2 separate regions of the Mus musculus genome follow, and region 2 is linked to region 1. A link is a loop called in an ENCODE intact Hi-C map of the cell type or tissue named here. Cell type or tissue: heart. All regions are shown on one strand.

Region 1 (8,000 bases):
TCCTGAGTGTGGGTTTATGTGAGCAAGTGCTAGTGCCTGTAGAGGTCAGAGCCATCAGGACCTCCTTGAACCGCAGCTATAGGAAGTTCTGAGCCTTCTGACATAGGTGCTGGGAATCAAACTAGGATCTTCAGGAGCAGCAGAGAGTGCTCTTAACCACTGAGCCATATCTCTAGTTATCTATAAAGTTTTAATAAGCCACTAGTGGACAAAGATGAACTGTGAAGTAGCACAGATTTCAGAAACTGGACAATACTCATGATCAGAATAACAAAGCTGGCTTTCTTTGCTGTTTTTTAAGCCTTATGAGCATGGTCCAAATGGCATTCATTTTTACAGGCATACAGCTCCTTTGAATACTGATATTGGAATATGGCATCATGGTTTGTTTGTTTGTTTGTTTGTTCTCCCTACATAGAAATTGCTTTGCTTTCTTATATACAGGCCTCTGAAGTCAGATCAAGTCCTTCTGTGGCCATCCCAGATATAACTGAAGTCTTGTATCCGCTTCTGCTCAGTACTATTCACCAAGCCCCTTAGTAGCTCTGTCTCTGAGATTCCTATTGATTGGGAGCAGAGCCTCTTTATCAACTCATGCCTTAACTTTGGCCTTGATTCTGCCATTTCCTACCTGAATGGCCTTAGGCCAAGGGTATCACATCTCTGGTTTGGTGTTTTCTCTCCTCTATAAAGTAAGATGATCTTCATTTTTCAGCATGTTTTAAGGATAAGTAAAATGTCTTCAATGCTACTTAGTCCCAAATAAATATTAGGAATAATTTAATATAATTAGAGTTAAAATTAAAAGTATTTGGAAAAATTCATAAAATGATATTATATTAGAATTACAAGATTATAGAAAATATGTGTGTATGTGTGCATGCAAGCATAAATATACATGAAAAGAATAAAAAAGACAAAATCATTAGGATTCATTTTATTAGATATTTTCTTCATTTACATTTCAAATGCTATCCTGAAAACCCCCTATACCCTACCCCTGCCCTGCTCCCCAAACCACCCACTCCTGCTTCCTGGCCCTGGCATTCCCCTGTACTGGGGCATATGATCTTGGCAAGACCAAGGGCCTCTCTTCCCATTGATGACTGACTAGGCCATCCTTTATGTTTCTTTCTTTTTTTTTTTTAAATTTTTAGAGTTGGCCTATAAAGGTTTCATAACTTGAAAAATATTATTTATAAAAGAAGTGTTAATGTGTGATGACATACTCTTACTTGGTTATGTGAAGTCTACTATGTTCAGAAAGAGTTTAAAACAGTGTATAATATAGAAAGAGAATGAAATACAAAACAGAATGGAGAAAAAGATAGCACAGGCTGTAAAGATACTATGCAATGATGCTGCTAAACGGTTATAGCCAGGAGTGGTGGTGCACACCTCTAATCCTGGCACTTGGGAGGCTGAAGCAGGAGGATCAGGAGTTCAAGGATAGTTTGGGTTACATGGTAAAGCCTTGTCTCATAAAGAGAAATATGAGTGTCGTGTGTTTCATTTTAAATGGAAGAATGCCCTAGGATATCCCATGGGTACTATCTAATGGTTAAGATTAACTGTGTAAAATAAAGGCAGCATTTTCTAATATAATGTAATAGTATTAAAATGATAGAGAAAAAGGAGAATTGTACAGACATTTTCAGTGACTTGGAGATTCTTCTTATTTTATCGTTGCCACAGTAGGCATCCCCAAGAAAGGCATGGGTGGTATATGTTCTTTCCTGCTTGTGTGTTAATTTGTAAGTTACAAATACACTTCAGGTTGCCTTGGTTCCACTCACCTGTTGTGAATAAATTAAGTGGACACCCTGAGTTCTATAAATAAACCTAAACTGTGAGTGACACTCGCCCTGGCTCTGCCATGGCTGAACTATGGATTAACTCTTTGACTGGTCCCCCCTCTCGGAACTTGAGGAGACTGAAGAAGAAGATTGCACTTTGATCTTGTGCAGTTAAGTGATATTTCCACCTACTTAAGAAGCTCCATTTCCCTTTTCTTCCCACTTCGACTCTTCATAGTATGTCAGTTGTCCTCTGTTATCAATTGTATGACATTAACAATATCCAAATGTCATTTTTTACAGAGAGACCTCTGTCCCCTAAGGCTATCAAAGGATTTGACACTGCTCCACTTACCAAGAATTACTACACTGTGGTGAGTGTTCGCTCAAAGGGCAAATTTGTTTTAACTGGAGATGGAGATGTTTTACTTGTCAAACCACTGCTAATTTTGAGGTCATACAAAGGAAAGATGGGAAAAACTTGCTTTGTGAGGTTCCAAGGCTCTTTGTATTACAGTGGTCTTCACTTGTGAGTCTTAGAGATATCTAGAGGTTTTGCATCCACAGTACTGACTAACACTTCCGAACAAGGCCTACAAACAGTGATGAAAGAGAAGATGATTAACATGTAGGCGCCATGGTGAAATTCGGTGACATCACCTAAATGTCTATTTAAAAGAAGGCAAGTCCCCAGGTTTCTACGATGTAATGAGTTTTAAGTGATTGTACACTGTGATTTTTACTTGAGAGTCAATCAACTCATAACACCTGCTGGAATATTCTCAATTCTATTTTTGAGGAGAGCCTGAAAGGAAGACTGCCTTTTGACAGAGAGAGACGAGTGAAATAGCTCTGGCTTAAACACAGATATGTCAAACTATATTAGCTATAAATAGGGTATGTGTAATGCTCAAAATAAGCTCCCGTTTGAAAAAAGAAATTGCATCATTCTCCTTAATCTACTCTCTGCTCTCCTTCTTGTCTCCTTTCCAGACTTGGCCCAGTCACTAATGAAAAGGTCAAGTCATCATTGCCTCTAAGTTGCCTTTTCTGGTAGCCTCACTATGTCCCCAAACCTCTACTGCAGTCCAGCTTCCGACTTTACACAGTGTTCTGTGTGCCTTTTTACTACATACTCATTTCATTTTGTGCATGAAAAAGAGTTTTTAATCACCTCTGTACAGGTATGTTAATGTAATTTGGCTTCAAAAATTAAATTTCACTATCCAGTGAATTTGTTCCACACTGGTGACATAAACAGTAAGTGATATGAAGACTCAAAGAGGAGCTTCACGGGTGCCATGGGATCAGAGGAGAATTGTTTGTCAGCGGGTTTTCTCTGATTTCTAGATGAAAAGGCGTGATTCATCAGAACTAGCCTCCCATTTCCCTTCAGGCCTTGTCACTTCTTCCAAATGATCCTCTACTGATTTCATTTTTAAGGAAAGGACTGAGTCAAGTGACAGTTGCAAGTGTGCCATAGTGTGTCCCTGTGGATCTGAAGTATATTGCACTCTGCTGTGCATATCACTATCTTCTGATTGCAACACTTTCAAATGTTGAGAGTTGAGGTTGAGGTAGCTCAGTGGTACAGTATTGTGTAGCACATACAAAAGAGCAACTCTTGTGATTCTCATATGCAGCTATTCTACACAAACACTGGATGGACTGCAGTTTGTATAACCAAACCTCTATTGGAAAGCATACATATTCTTTCTCACTTTAGTAATTAGGAGCAATTCTGCAGGCGGCACCTTAGCCATAGAATTTAAGGATCTGCAGAGTAGATTCCTAGAGGTTCATTTTTTGGCTCAAAAGATAGATATGATTTTAATTTTTCAATGTATATTATATCAAATCTCAAATTTAATAAAGAAAAAAGAAGGTCTTGGGCATTTCATATTGGCCAGAAGGGAAAACATATAGAACTTTTGTGTTAATATTACTTATAATTTTACTGTTTATTTATTTATTCTATTTTTTGTTATTTTAAAGTTTCATCTCTTGTAGCTAAGGCTGGCTGCAAACTTGCTATGTAGTTGAGGATAGCCTTGAATTTCTAATCTCCTGCCTCTGCTTCTCATGTGTTGGGACAGTAAGCATGCTCAGTTTGCTTATCTACCTATCTATCTGCCTGTCTGTTTGTCCATCTGTCTGTCCATCTGTCTACCTACCTATCTACTATCTACCTACCTACCTATGTATTATCTACCTATCTATCTATCTATCTATCTATCTATCTATCTATCTATCTATCTATCTCTATTTTTAAGACAGTTTCTCTTTGTTGGCCAAGCTAGCCTGGAATTCAGCACATAGCCGAGATTGTCCATGAATGTACGATCTTCTAGCATCTGCTTCCCAAGTAATGGAATTGCAGGAATGTGTTGCCATCTCTGGACTGTTACTGTTTTATTATTGAGTACAGATACAGTGTGTATGTTATAGCTAGATATGGATATAAAGAGATTATTGTTGGTTGGGTATTTTTAAATCCATACTACTTTGGAGTTGAATGTTTAGGAAAAAAATGTGAGAATGAATTCAGAGGATTTCTCAAATGATCTGAGTATCCTTCTTATTTGTGGATATCTGAGACAAATAAAAAATACCATCCCATTTATAAGACTAGAAAATCAAGTTATTCCACATGAGAGGTGTTCCCATCTAATCTTACATCAACTCTCCCATCAAAGTACTGTTAATACAATTATTAGATGTCCTTTACTAGATGTTCAGCAAATGGATTCTCACTTGGCCTCATGAAGACAGAACCAGGGAGGTGCAGGCAGTGTCCAGACACAGCCTATCTTAGTAAATTTGAAGAGATTTCATCCCGATCAAACTGTACTGCTCTGAAGTTGGTTAGTCTGCCAAGCTCCTTGCCTTCTGACTCACCACTGAGGCCTTCTGTTCAGGAGCACATAGCCTCCTCTGTCTGCTTCTCTCCTTATCCTTTCATATTAGATGCCCTGTGCCCTGAAAGAGGGGGTGGGGGTGGGGAGGGAGAGCTCCATTCATCAGCCACTCTTTTGAGTTTGTAAAAAGCAAGAAAAGTCCGAGTGAATTTAGGAAAGAATCTCCAGCATTCCCAAGGAGCAGAGCTGCCGCCGCAGCCACAGCAAGGGCAGCTCTGTGTCTTGTATGGAAAGTCTCCTGGGGTTTGGGAGGAAGTAATGTGATGAGAAAACTTTGCTCCCTTTGTGTGTGTGTGTGTGTGTGTGTGTGTGTTCGCGAGCGCGCCTCTCTGTATGTATGTGTGTTGGACAGAAGCATGCATGGCATAGAGCGTGTGTGGAGATAAGAGGACAACGTTTTGGAAATTGGAGTCTGTTTTCTCCTCGTATTTTTCCATGGTTTCTAAATCTGCAGAAATCTGCCGGGTCACGTAGCAAGCACCTTTCCCAGCTGAGCCATGTTGTTGGCTTTCTTTTCCCATTTGTTGTTGCTTTGTTTTGAGACTAAGTCTCATGTAGCCTGAATTTGGATCTTCTTGCCAATAACCACTCCCCAAATTCTGGTATGCATCATCATGCCTGACTTTATTTTCAATGTTTTCTTTTTATTGAACACATAGTTTTACAAAATGACTGTATTTATTTAGTAGTGTGCAAAGGTTCCCCCTTTTCTACATTAATGTTTTTATAGTTTTATGGGGCCCGGGCCTCAAACACAGAGCCTCAAGCATGCCAGGCAAATGTGCTTCACCACTGAGCTACATCCCCAGACCAATATTTTGTATTTTCAGTAATTACCAACCTAACAGGAATGTAGTGAAAATCTTTGAATTTGTGTTTCATGATAGGTGGTGTTGAGCATTATTATATATGTGCATACATACATGAAATAAATAAACTTAATCTTTTTAATTAATTAATTAGAGCCAAAGAGTAAGGCCCCCACACTGACTTTTTGTCACCACATGCATATGTACATGCACACGCATACACACATACATGTATATACATGAACATACACACAAAAACAATGACTTACAGGTTTTATTTTGAAAAATGTATATTCATATTTTTGTGGGGTTTTTTTTTGCTCATTATAAAAGTATGGGGTGTTCTTTTACCTTTCAGTTCTTTGAATTTCTTATACATTTTGGATATGAACCCCTTAGCAGATAATAGTTTGAAAAGATTTTTCTTCATTTTGTAGGTTGTCTCTTTATTCTGTTCATTGTTTTTGTGTGTATGTTCATGTATATACATGTGTGTGTGTATGTGTATGCATGTACATATGCATGTGGTGACAAAAAGTCAGTGTGGGGGCCTTACTATTTGGCTCTAATTAATTAATTTAAAAAGATTAAGTTTATTTATTTCATGTATGTGAGCATACTGTAGCTGTCTTCAGACACACCAGAAGAGGGTATCAAGTCCCATTACAGATGGTTGTGAGTCACCATGTGGTTGCTGGGAATTGAACTCAGGACCTCTGGAAGAGCAGTCAGTGCTCTTAACCACTGAGCCACCTCTCCAGCTTAGTTAATTAAGACAGGGTCTCACTATGTGCCTGAAACTCACTTCACAAAATTCCCAGAGTTCTGCTTCCTGGGCACTGGGGTTAATGGTGTGTGGCACTACCATGCCCCACTTTCTGCCTTACCACCTTATCTTTTAAAACAAAAATGAACTTAAAAGCTTGTTTTCGGGACTGAAGAGATGGCTCAGCAGTTAAGAGCACTGACTGATTTTCCAGAGGCCCTGAGGTCAATTCCTAGCAACCACATGGTGGCTCACAGCCACCTGTGATGGGATCCGATGCCCTCTTCTGGTGTGTCTGAAGCAAGGCAGTGGTGGCACACACCTTTAATCCCAGCACTTGGGAGGCAGAGGCAGGTGGATTTCTGAGTTCGAGGCCAGCCTGGTCTACAAAGTGAGTTCCAGGACAGCCAGGACTGCACAGAGAAACCCTGTCTCGAAAAAACAAGAAAAGAAAGTTTGTTTTCATTCTTTTGAATGCCTATTTAGTTTTTCTAATAGCATTTATTTAGGAAACGGTCCTTTCAGCACTCTGAATTAGGTTTTTTATTAAATTTTATTTACTTACTTACTTACTGTGTGTACATGTGTGTGTACACATGCAGCAGAGTGCACATGTGGTGCTCAGAGGACAACTTGCAGAATTGGTTCTTTTTTTCTACCTATGGGGATCGAACTCACGTCATAAGGCTTGGTGGCAAGCACCTTACCCAGCTGAGCCATCTCACTGACCCCCTTTGTTACTGTTTAGCACTTGTTGCCCCTTGTTCTTTGCTCTATTTTTCTATTTTCTCCTGCTTTTTGTTGTTCTAATTGAGTATTTTATATGATCACATCTTTCTCCTTAACATACCAGTTGTGCCTATGTTTATGTCTGCTTTTGTGTGTGTGTGTGGTGTGTGTGTGTGTGTGTGTGTGTATGCACGCGCTCGAGTGTGCATGCATACACACATGTATGGAGAATATACAGAGATCAGAAAATGATGTCATATGTACTGTTCTATTACTGTCATATATTCCTTTGAGCCAGGGTTTCTTAGTGAACCTGGTGCTAGGCTGCTGGCCAGCAAGTCTCCTGTCTCACCCCCACACGATGTTGACATTACCAAGTGGCCATGCCTGGCTTTTTATGTGGGTGTCTACATCTGATCAAATTCTCATGCTTGAGCGGTGAGTGCTCTAACCCACTGAGTCATCGATTCTATCCTCCTCCTCTTCCTCCTCCTCCTCCTCCTTCTTCTTCTTTTTGAGACAAAATGTGATGGATAATCTTCAGAATCATTAGCATGACTAGGTTTAGAATCACCTAGAAGACAGATTACAGGTGTGTGTTTCTGAGTCTGTTTCTAAGAGGATTAACCAAGAAGAGAAGTCCCACTGGGAATGTTGGAGCTACCATGCCATGAACTGAGACACAAGAATGGATTCAAAGTGGGAATGAAGCAACTGGAGTACCAGCAGTACCTGGTACTCTTTCATCGTCCTCACAGAGATGTGAGCAGTAGAATAGTCTCAGCTCTACATTCCTGTTGCTAAGGAGCTGAGTTCTCAGCATCCGCTCTTGCCCCACTCTTTGGGATAGATGTCATCTATAATCTCATTCCTCACAGATCCTAGCTTACTTTTTCACCTTGTCCATATAATCTATGTTAGAAGGAAGTAATGACTTTCCTTCCCCTTGGATCCTAGAAGGAAGACTAGAAATCATCCCTTC
Region 2 (8,000 bases), 98 kb before region 1:
CTGTCTTAGCTCCATAGCATATTCGATTAAATCCCTTTTTATAGCCTGAGTATAACTAATGTAGCTTGTCCATGGCTAGATTTTAATGCTTATTTTTCCTTAAGCCCCTGTGTCCCGTGGAAGAGATGGTTACGGAGGCCCGCCACGAAGGGAGCCCCTGCCTTCTCGAAGAGATGTTTATTTGTCCCCGAGAGATGATGGATATTCCACTAAAGACAGGTAACAGAAAAGTGCATTTCCTTTTATTAAGGATCACGTTGAAAGAAAGCACACTGGAAGCATACACCAAATTTTCTTTTTTTTTTTTTTTTTGTAGCTATTCAAGCAGAGAATATCCAAGTTCTCGAGATACACGAGATTATGCACCACCACCAAGAGATTATACTTACCGTGATTATGGTCATTCCAGTTCACGAGATGACTATCCATCAAGAGGCTATAGGTAAGTGGCTACTTATGTCTGTGGTTGGCGTATAAGAATTTTCTGTAAAATTTCATGCCTCGGGGGTTTGGGAGATAACTTAGCTGTTAAAGCACTTTACAAATATTCCTGGTTCTCTGCGTAGCCATCCTTGAAACCTGTGTAAAGGTGAAAGGGAGAGAAGAGATTCTGGGTGCAAAATAATCTTTTGACCTTTATAAGATCACCATGGCATGATCATTTCTCCTCACGTACACTTTATCTTTACATTGGGCAGCTAAAAAACAAAACAGAAAAAAAAATGTGTTTTTAGATTGGGGTATTTTAGAATTATATTATAAAATAACATGAGATGCTAAACTGATGTATATTTTAATTTAAAATTTGCTTTTTATTTAGTGATAGAGATGGCTATGGTCGGGATCGGGACTATTCAGATCATCCAAGTGGAGGTTCCTACAGAGATTCGTATGAGAGTTATGGTAAGATACCGGTTAAGGATCTTAAACTATCACCAGCTTGAGGTTTTAGGTTCATGAGCTGGATTAATAGGCTGCGTGGTGCTTGCTTTTAAAGGGACATTTGCTTGCTTTCAAGGGGTAACTTTATCAGCTGGGCTTTTCCTAGTTTTGTGAAGGGTGTTTTGGTTCTTTCCTTGTTTTGTTTTTTGTTTGTTTGTTGTTTTGTTTTGTTTTTACTTTTGAGGCTGTTCGCTTGCTTTGGAGGGGATTTTGCTTGCTTAAATTGGCAGCCTTATGTGTTTTCCCCCCCAACAGTGAAAATACAATTTAAAAATTTTATTAACCAGATCAAATATTTACCATTGCAATATGAAGGAAACTCAACAGTTCAAAAATTGCAACTTATCACTGGAAAGTGGCTGAGTGTCTACTCTAAAATAACAAGCTGTCTGGAATGTCCTCTTGAAATACACAACGTCTTCAGTCTTTTCAAACAAACATTAAAATCAATCCGTTTCCGTACCTCAGCAGATGAGCAATTCCCTCTTATGGCCAGCAATGGTAGAGTTTAAAACTTCCCAGTTGAGAAAGTGAACTTTTAATACAAAGAATTCTGTAAATTCAGATTTAAATGTTGTATATATACAATTTATAGTGTTGCCATATTACCTGACCATTGACCCTGCAGGTAACTCACGTAGTGCTCCACCTACACGAGGGCCCCCGCCATCTTATGGTGGAAGCAGTCGCTATGATGATTACAGCAGCTCACGTGACGGATATGGTGGAAGTCGAGACAGTTACTCAAGCAGCCGAAGTGATCTCTACTCAAGTGGTCGTGATCGCGTGGGCAGACAAGAAAGAGGGCTTCCCCCTTCTATGGAAAGGGGGTACCCTCCTCCACGTGATTCCTACAGCAGTTCAAGCCGCGGAGCACCAAGAGGTGGTGGCCGTGGAGGAAGCCGATCTGATAGAGGGGGAGGCAGAAGCAGATACTAGGAACAAACAAAACTTTTGGACCAAAAAAATCCCCATTCAAAGCAACAAACAAAAGTGGAAACTTTCTGTCATAAACTACCCAAGGACTACTAAAAGGAAAAATTGTGTTACCTTTTTAAAATTTCCTGTTCCCTTTTAATAATTTTTATGTTCTTGTGAGGGAAAAAGTAAGACGTGTTTAATTTTATTTGCTAGTATGAGCTGCTTTCAACAAGCAAATGGTAGATGTGTGAGCCTTGACTTGTTCCTAGTGTTGTAATTTTCCAAGTGAAAGTGTCCCTGAAGGCCAGCCACTTCCTGATTTTTTTCCCCAGTAAATGAGGCAAGCAACCCCAAGATCATCCACAAACTTCCAGCCATCTAGATGGCCTCTGGTCTCCACTGAGAGCTGAATCGCCCTGCCTGTGCAGACAAGCTAGCCATTAGAGAGGGTTGGTTGGGTGTGCTACTTTCAGTATTTCAGGGTGTCTTCCAACTGAAATCTCAATCTTCGCAGTATATATATTAAAACCAACGAGCAAACCTGAGCTCCGATGCCTAGGATGTACTGTTTACCCAGAAACCCCCCAAAAAAGCAGATGGATACTGGCCATATTTTGCTTTTTTGACACTTCCTTGGGAATCTACAAGAACCTCCCTTCCCCCTCCCCGAGTAAGACCTAAGACCATTTAAGTGTGTGTTAAACAACTACAAAATACTCAATAAAACGTTTGGCCAAAGTCAACCCTGAAGCTGCAAACCGATGCTTGCTCTTACTGTTTCAAATTTTTGCAACTCTGTAGTGTCTCACTTTTAAAGGAACAGCTTGATTGCAAAGGAGAAAATAGATAAGCAATGAAGTTATCTCCAACTTCCTAAAGGCTTATGACTTCTAAAAAGTGAATCTATCAGCATTCCACATCAGATTTAAAGCACCAAATGCCCGTGAAACAGCAAAGATGGTAAGCAAAGCAAACTAGTTTTTCCGTCTAAGTCGAAATTGAGCACTTACCTTCCTCATAGTACAGTGATGCCTACTGTACTTCCTGGCAGTGGAAATGCCTTCTAGATTTAAAAAAAAAAAAACCTTGGAAAAAAACCCCACAAAGGTTCAATAGCCTATTAGAAGTCCTCCAAATTCAACACTTGGAAATTTTTTTAACGCATGTATGACACTTAGAGGCATTAATGCAGCCATTTTGTTTATCAATAGCAGTCTGGGAACTGGGAGGGGGTGACTTTTTTCTTATATATTTTTGATGAAGAACTGTAAACATGCTTCATGTTTTGACTTTTTTTTTCAAATTAGTCTTGTAGTCAATAGAAGAAATGGCTTAGGATTGGGGTCCCCCTGTCTTGACCCCTATAAGCCATTGCAAACTTGACCTTTAGTTGGATGCCTAACTTGTTTTAGTTCTATGAAACTACACTGTATGGAGAAAAAAAAATCTATTGCAAGTGGTCTTTTAAAAAGCAAAAAAACCTGAGGCAGCATGACCCAGGTCCAGCCATGAAGTTGAAAAAGATGCTCTTGAATATAGTAAACTTGAAGACCTCCAACTAAAAATCCTTAGACTGCACTTATTCCTTCAAATGTTTTGTCGGTTCAACTTATGGATTTAACGTGGCAGTGCACCATTGGAAAAGAATGAGAATCCATAAGCCATGCAACTTAACCATTTAAGCCATTCCAGTCCATCCCAAGCCAATGAACCTTCCACCAATTAAGAGGAGTAGTAGAACATGAAATATGCATTAAGCTGCAAGTCTGAACTTGCCTGTTCTTTCTGGAAAAAGGCGAAGGGGGGAAGCAGTTATAGGCAAGTGGTCAACTATTTCCTCTAGAGAAATAACTAGATTTCATTTATGCAATTTTTGCAGGTTGAATCTAATGGTCATACTGTCCTGGAGTGCTGATTGATTGATTCACAGTAGATAAAGCTGGCAGTAAGGAACAATCAGATGCTCAGGTAAGTGTTGAAAGCAGTGTCCTTTGAAGGTTTAAATAATGCAGCTTTGTCATTGTGTGGCTGTGGTGTTGGCAAGTATTTTCTTGACCCCTAATTCATTTATGAAATGGGGATAATGCTCAACTCTGGACATGTGGATGAAGTTATTTTGTCATTTTGAGTGAATGTATATAGATGTATTTTCATTTAGAGTATCTAGTATGGTAATACTAGCTGTTTGTGAAAGTTACTAATAGCTCTTGCCTGCAGGATTTCTTATTAAAAGAGCCTATCTAATTAATGGTTTGCTGTGAGCAATATTGTTTGAATTGTACGCTGTTGGGGCTTGCTTCTTTTCAATTGATAATTGTGATACAGCTGCTACTGCAACTTCCAAATTTCATAGACACAAGGTGGCAGGGTATCTGATTTTAATGTGACAAAGCTAATGCTTACAGTAGTACTTGCAATGAATATGGCCATCTTTGGAACCAGGCACTTTAGAGCTAATACTTAAACTGAAAAACCAAGATTGAAGTACTTTACACTATAAAATTCTCTGTAACTTGATCCCATGCTTTATTTTTTACAGAGTTGCTGAAGCAGAGGAACGCTGAGACTAAGCCACAGCAGTTGCTTACCCAGTGCGCATCAGAATTGGTTTGGTACAGGCAATAGTTTGTTTTTTTTTTTTTTTTGTCTTCAAGGGAGGGAGGATGATTAAACCGAATCAGTGCTTGTTAATCCTTAATTAGGGAGTGGCAATCACTTAAAACTGACCCAATGGAGAGAGGGAGACTAATTGGTAAGTGGAGGTACCTACCCAAGAAGTTCGGGTGACTCTTTGTAGACATTCAGTCGTTCGGGCAAAGTCATAGGGCAACTCTGCAATTTCGAGCTGATGATCACTGAGAGAAGAACATTGAATGAGCTGGGGCTGTAACTCCATGGTGAGTGCTTGCCTAAGCACCAGTGAGGCTAGCATTCAACCCCTGGCAGGACACACAAACATTTCAGTCAGAAAAATTATACCTCACTCATGTCTGACCCATTTGATGAATTTTGCCTCATCAGTAGGAAACATTATTAGTTGTCTTGTAAAACTAAGAAGGGGAAGAACAGTGCTGGGAAATGAAAGTCAAAACTGGCAACGTTAGGCTAGTTAGGAAAACATATTGGGAACAAAAATAGGTCACTAGGTCACTGTGGTTTTATAAAAGGTACTTTACCCTCAGGGCTCCATCTTGGAAACAAACCATGAAGCTATAACTCTAGTTTACTGCTTTGGAAACTCAGCCAGTAATGTGAACGCAGATAATCTCAACAGAAGCGGGTTGAGTTTTAGAGTCAAAGAATTTAACTCCACTTGTGAGATTTTTCTTACGAATTTGTTACAGTGCTGTTGAGGGGATTTCAAGCCTTTCGTCCTCTAATCAGGCCCGGAGTAGGTTCTGCTGTCAAGACCTTTAGCTCGTGACATTTTATATGCATTTTTTAGTTTGTCATGGGCAATATTACACTAAATATGAATGTTAAATTCAAAGTGGGAAGTTGGTAGAAAATTTCAAGAGACTTTTTTGACAAGTGGTAGAATATAGAACTAGCAGGTCTAAAATCTGCAATTAGAAAAAAAAAATTAGCCTTGATTCTTCTGGCTAAACTCTGGTTGTAGAAGAATTTGAATAATACACAAAGTGCTGTGGTTTATTTGGTAGCTGGATGTAGAACATTATAGATCATTTATTTATTTATTTATTTATTTTGGAATGTTTTGTATTGAAGCCCAATAAAACTTGAATGTGTGTCTTTGTGGTGTTGGGTTCTTTTTTAAGCCCTTTTTGTAAGTAGAAATTCATTTTAGGCTTTTCAGGGTTTTTTTCCCCACCTAATTTTCCTCCCCAAACGTCAATTCTGGGGCACTGTTGATTTAGGTATAGGGACAGCCAGCAGACCCTTACCTTGATGGGTGACTCAGTATAAGATTGGGTTTTTCAGTGTGACCTCTGGGACTGCCCATGTAGCATGCATACTCCACGATCCAGCAGGCCTTCAGAACTGCTGTCTCTTGCTAATTCTGCTTTCTCTCTAGGTTGAAGTAGGGAATGGTTCTCTAGTGAGTTTAAATTCCAGTTTCAGCATTATTACTTGAGGGAACTTTGGAGAAATTAATCTGTAATTGATCTCTCACCTGTAAAGAAAGTTAATAATATGTATCCCAGAGGTGGAAGAGATTGACTTCATGAAACTGTCTCATAAAGTAAAAGCTACATAAGTATTAAATGATATTATTTTCTATCAATTTCTTTTTGTGTTATCTTCAGGGCTGGGCTTTGGGACCCAATTAGTTTCCCCTTTTGTTAGGGACTGAAAGTTCTTACAAGCTGTTTTTTTTTTTCTCCTAGGTTAGTCATAGTTAACTTTTACTTTCCTCCATTCACGATCCACCATTAGCAACTATTTTAATACCATGTATATCCTTATGTATAAGATCTTATTAATTAAGGGTTTTGTTTGTTTGACAAGGGTCTCTCTACATAGTCTGGCTGTCCTGGAACTCATACAAACCAGGCTGGCCTTACAGTCACAGATTTATCTGCCTCTACCTGCTGAGTGCTGGGATTAAAGGTGTGTGCCACCATGCCCAGCCTTCATATTGATATTTTTGAGACAAGGTCCTCACAGAACATAGACTGACCTCGAACTGCTTTCCCCTCTGGTATGTTAGATAGGTTTACACTACACCATGCCAGCACACCAAGTTTTTGAAGGGCTAGGAATAGAACTCAGGGCTTATGTTTATGCTAGGCAAGCACTCTACCAAGTTATATCCCCAGCCCTCTATTGCTATTAGTTCATTGCTTCTGATTCTAGCATAGCTTTTACTCCATGCTGAAACCCCACCCATGTTTGGCCTACGCATTCTTCCCAGCTTGATTCATATGCCCTTAGGTTGTGTGTCCAGGCCTGCTCAGAGCTTTCTGACATTTTGGCCCTGGCTCTTCAGCTGCTGGTTGAATATGGTTTTGGTGACTGTAGAGGAGGACAGAATCTTGCAAACTGTCCCATCTGTGATTTTGCTTTTAAGCAGAGGGATGCTTATTTCTACAGACTGTAGGGCAAGGTGCTTGGGCTTAAGCTGGAAGAAGTCCAGGTATCAATGTTCTGTCGCATCAGAGGCTTGCTAAGGTCCAGTTGTCACATTCTGAGTTCATCCCAGCCGATACTCAGCAGTATCTGTCAGGAGATTATTAGAAGTAAGCTTTTGTAGAGCTATCGGGAAGCTCTGATTCTCAGAGCAACTTGTGCTGAAACTTAATACACCCGAGCTTGCAATTTTCTTTGTAAGTGCAAGTAAAAGTCAAGACTTCGTGCATTCTCTGTTTGAAGGTCATCCCTACTGCTACTGTAGTGCACTTGGGATTTCAGTTGGTACTTTACGAATCACAAAAGGTAGCTTGATTATGAGCCTGCCTGCCAGACATTTGTGGCAGCTCATTTCCCTTTCTAAAGAGCACTGGGATGTCTGAAGACATTGCCTAACAGACCCCATATTGTGCGTTTACCTCAGGCTGGATTCGAGGAGGAGAAAACACTATTCTGTACAAGGAAAATTTGGTATGGGTTTCTGAATGGGTAGAGTAATAGAAGTAAAGGAGAATAAAGAGTATAGGATCGCCGGATAAAATAACAAACCTTAAATTACTCTAGTTGCTTCTGGTAGGGTTGAGATTAGAGTGCCCAAGGGAGACCCCCCCACACACACCTTTCTATTCTTCAAGACCTACTGTAGGGCTATTCTAGAAGATCAATGAAGAGCCTCACCACCTACTTAATCAAATATGGAGAGGCACGGTTAGGACTTGTTAAATGTTTAAGGGATACTGGTACCACAGTAGCAGAACCTACTAGAAATCTGCTCTCTACTGCTGGAGGAACTACATAGGGAAGTGTCTTGCCAGATGTACTCAACTGTAAAAAAACAGCCTATGGGTGTTTCTGGGGACTCTGTTACAGAGTCCAGAACATATGTGCCCTGAAGGAGCATAAAACCCAGACAGGCTCCTCAGGCTACAGACGTCTGTGCTGTGGAAGCAGGAACCAAACCCAAGTCCTGCGGTGGCGGCTTACTAATACTTTGCTGACAGGACCTCCAACTGGGCCAGCTGGCAAAGGCTCAGAATTCGTTTTCA

The links. Peaks named below come from ENCODE experiments on the same cell type or tissue, not always from the same donor. Only the 100,000 strongest peaks of a DNase experiment are listed, where the experiment ranks them.
Region 2: it touches region 1 in a loop (2.2-fold over the local background); 2 of 42 quality-filtered maps call a loop at or near these places.

Annotation. Positions count from the first base shown.
Region 1 is chrX:57,283,391-57,291,390 of GRCm38, reverse strand. Arhgef6 (Rac/Cdc42 guanine nucleotide exchange factor (GEF) 6) reads left to right here. Exons shown (of 22, transcript NM_152801.2): 6 at 2,100-2,170. Among named protein-coding and RNA genes, the nearest start is that of Arhgef6, 51 kb to the left of the region's middle. In heart, no CTCF peak of the experiment used is centred here; a DNase peak (open chromatin) is centred at 4,910.
Region 2 is chrX:57,380,964-57,388,963 of GRCm38, reverse strand. It overlaps Rbmx (RNA binding motif protein, X chromosome), which reads left to right. Exons shown (of 9, transcript NM_011252.4): 6 at 105-219; 7 at 317-442; 8 at 821-903; 9 at 1,571-2,934. The coding sequence ends at 1,881. Among named protein-coding and RNA genes, the nearest start is that of Snord61, 6.5 kb to the left of the region's middle. In heart, no CTCF peak of the experiment used is centred here; no DNase peak of the experiment used is centred here.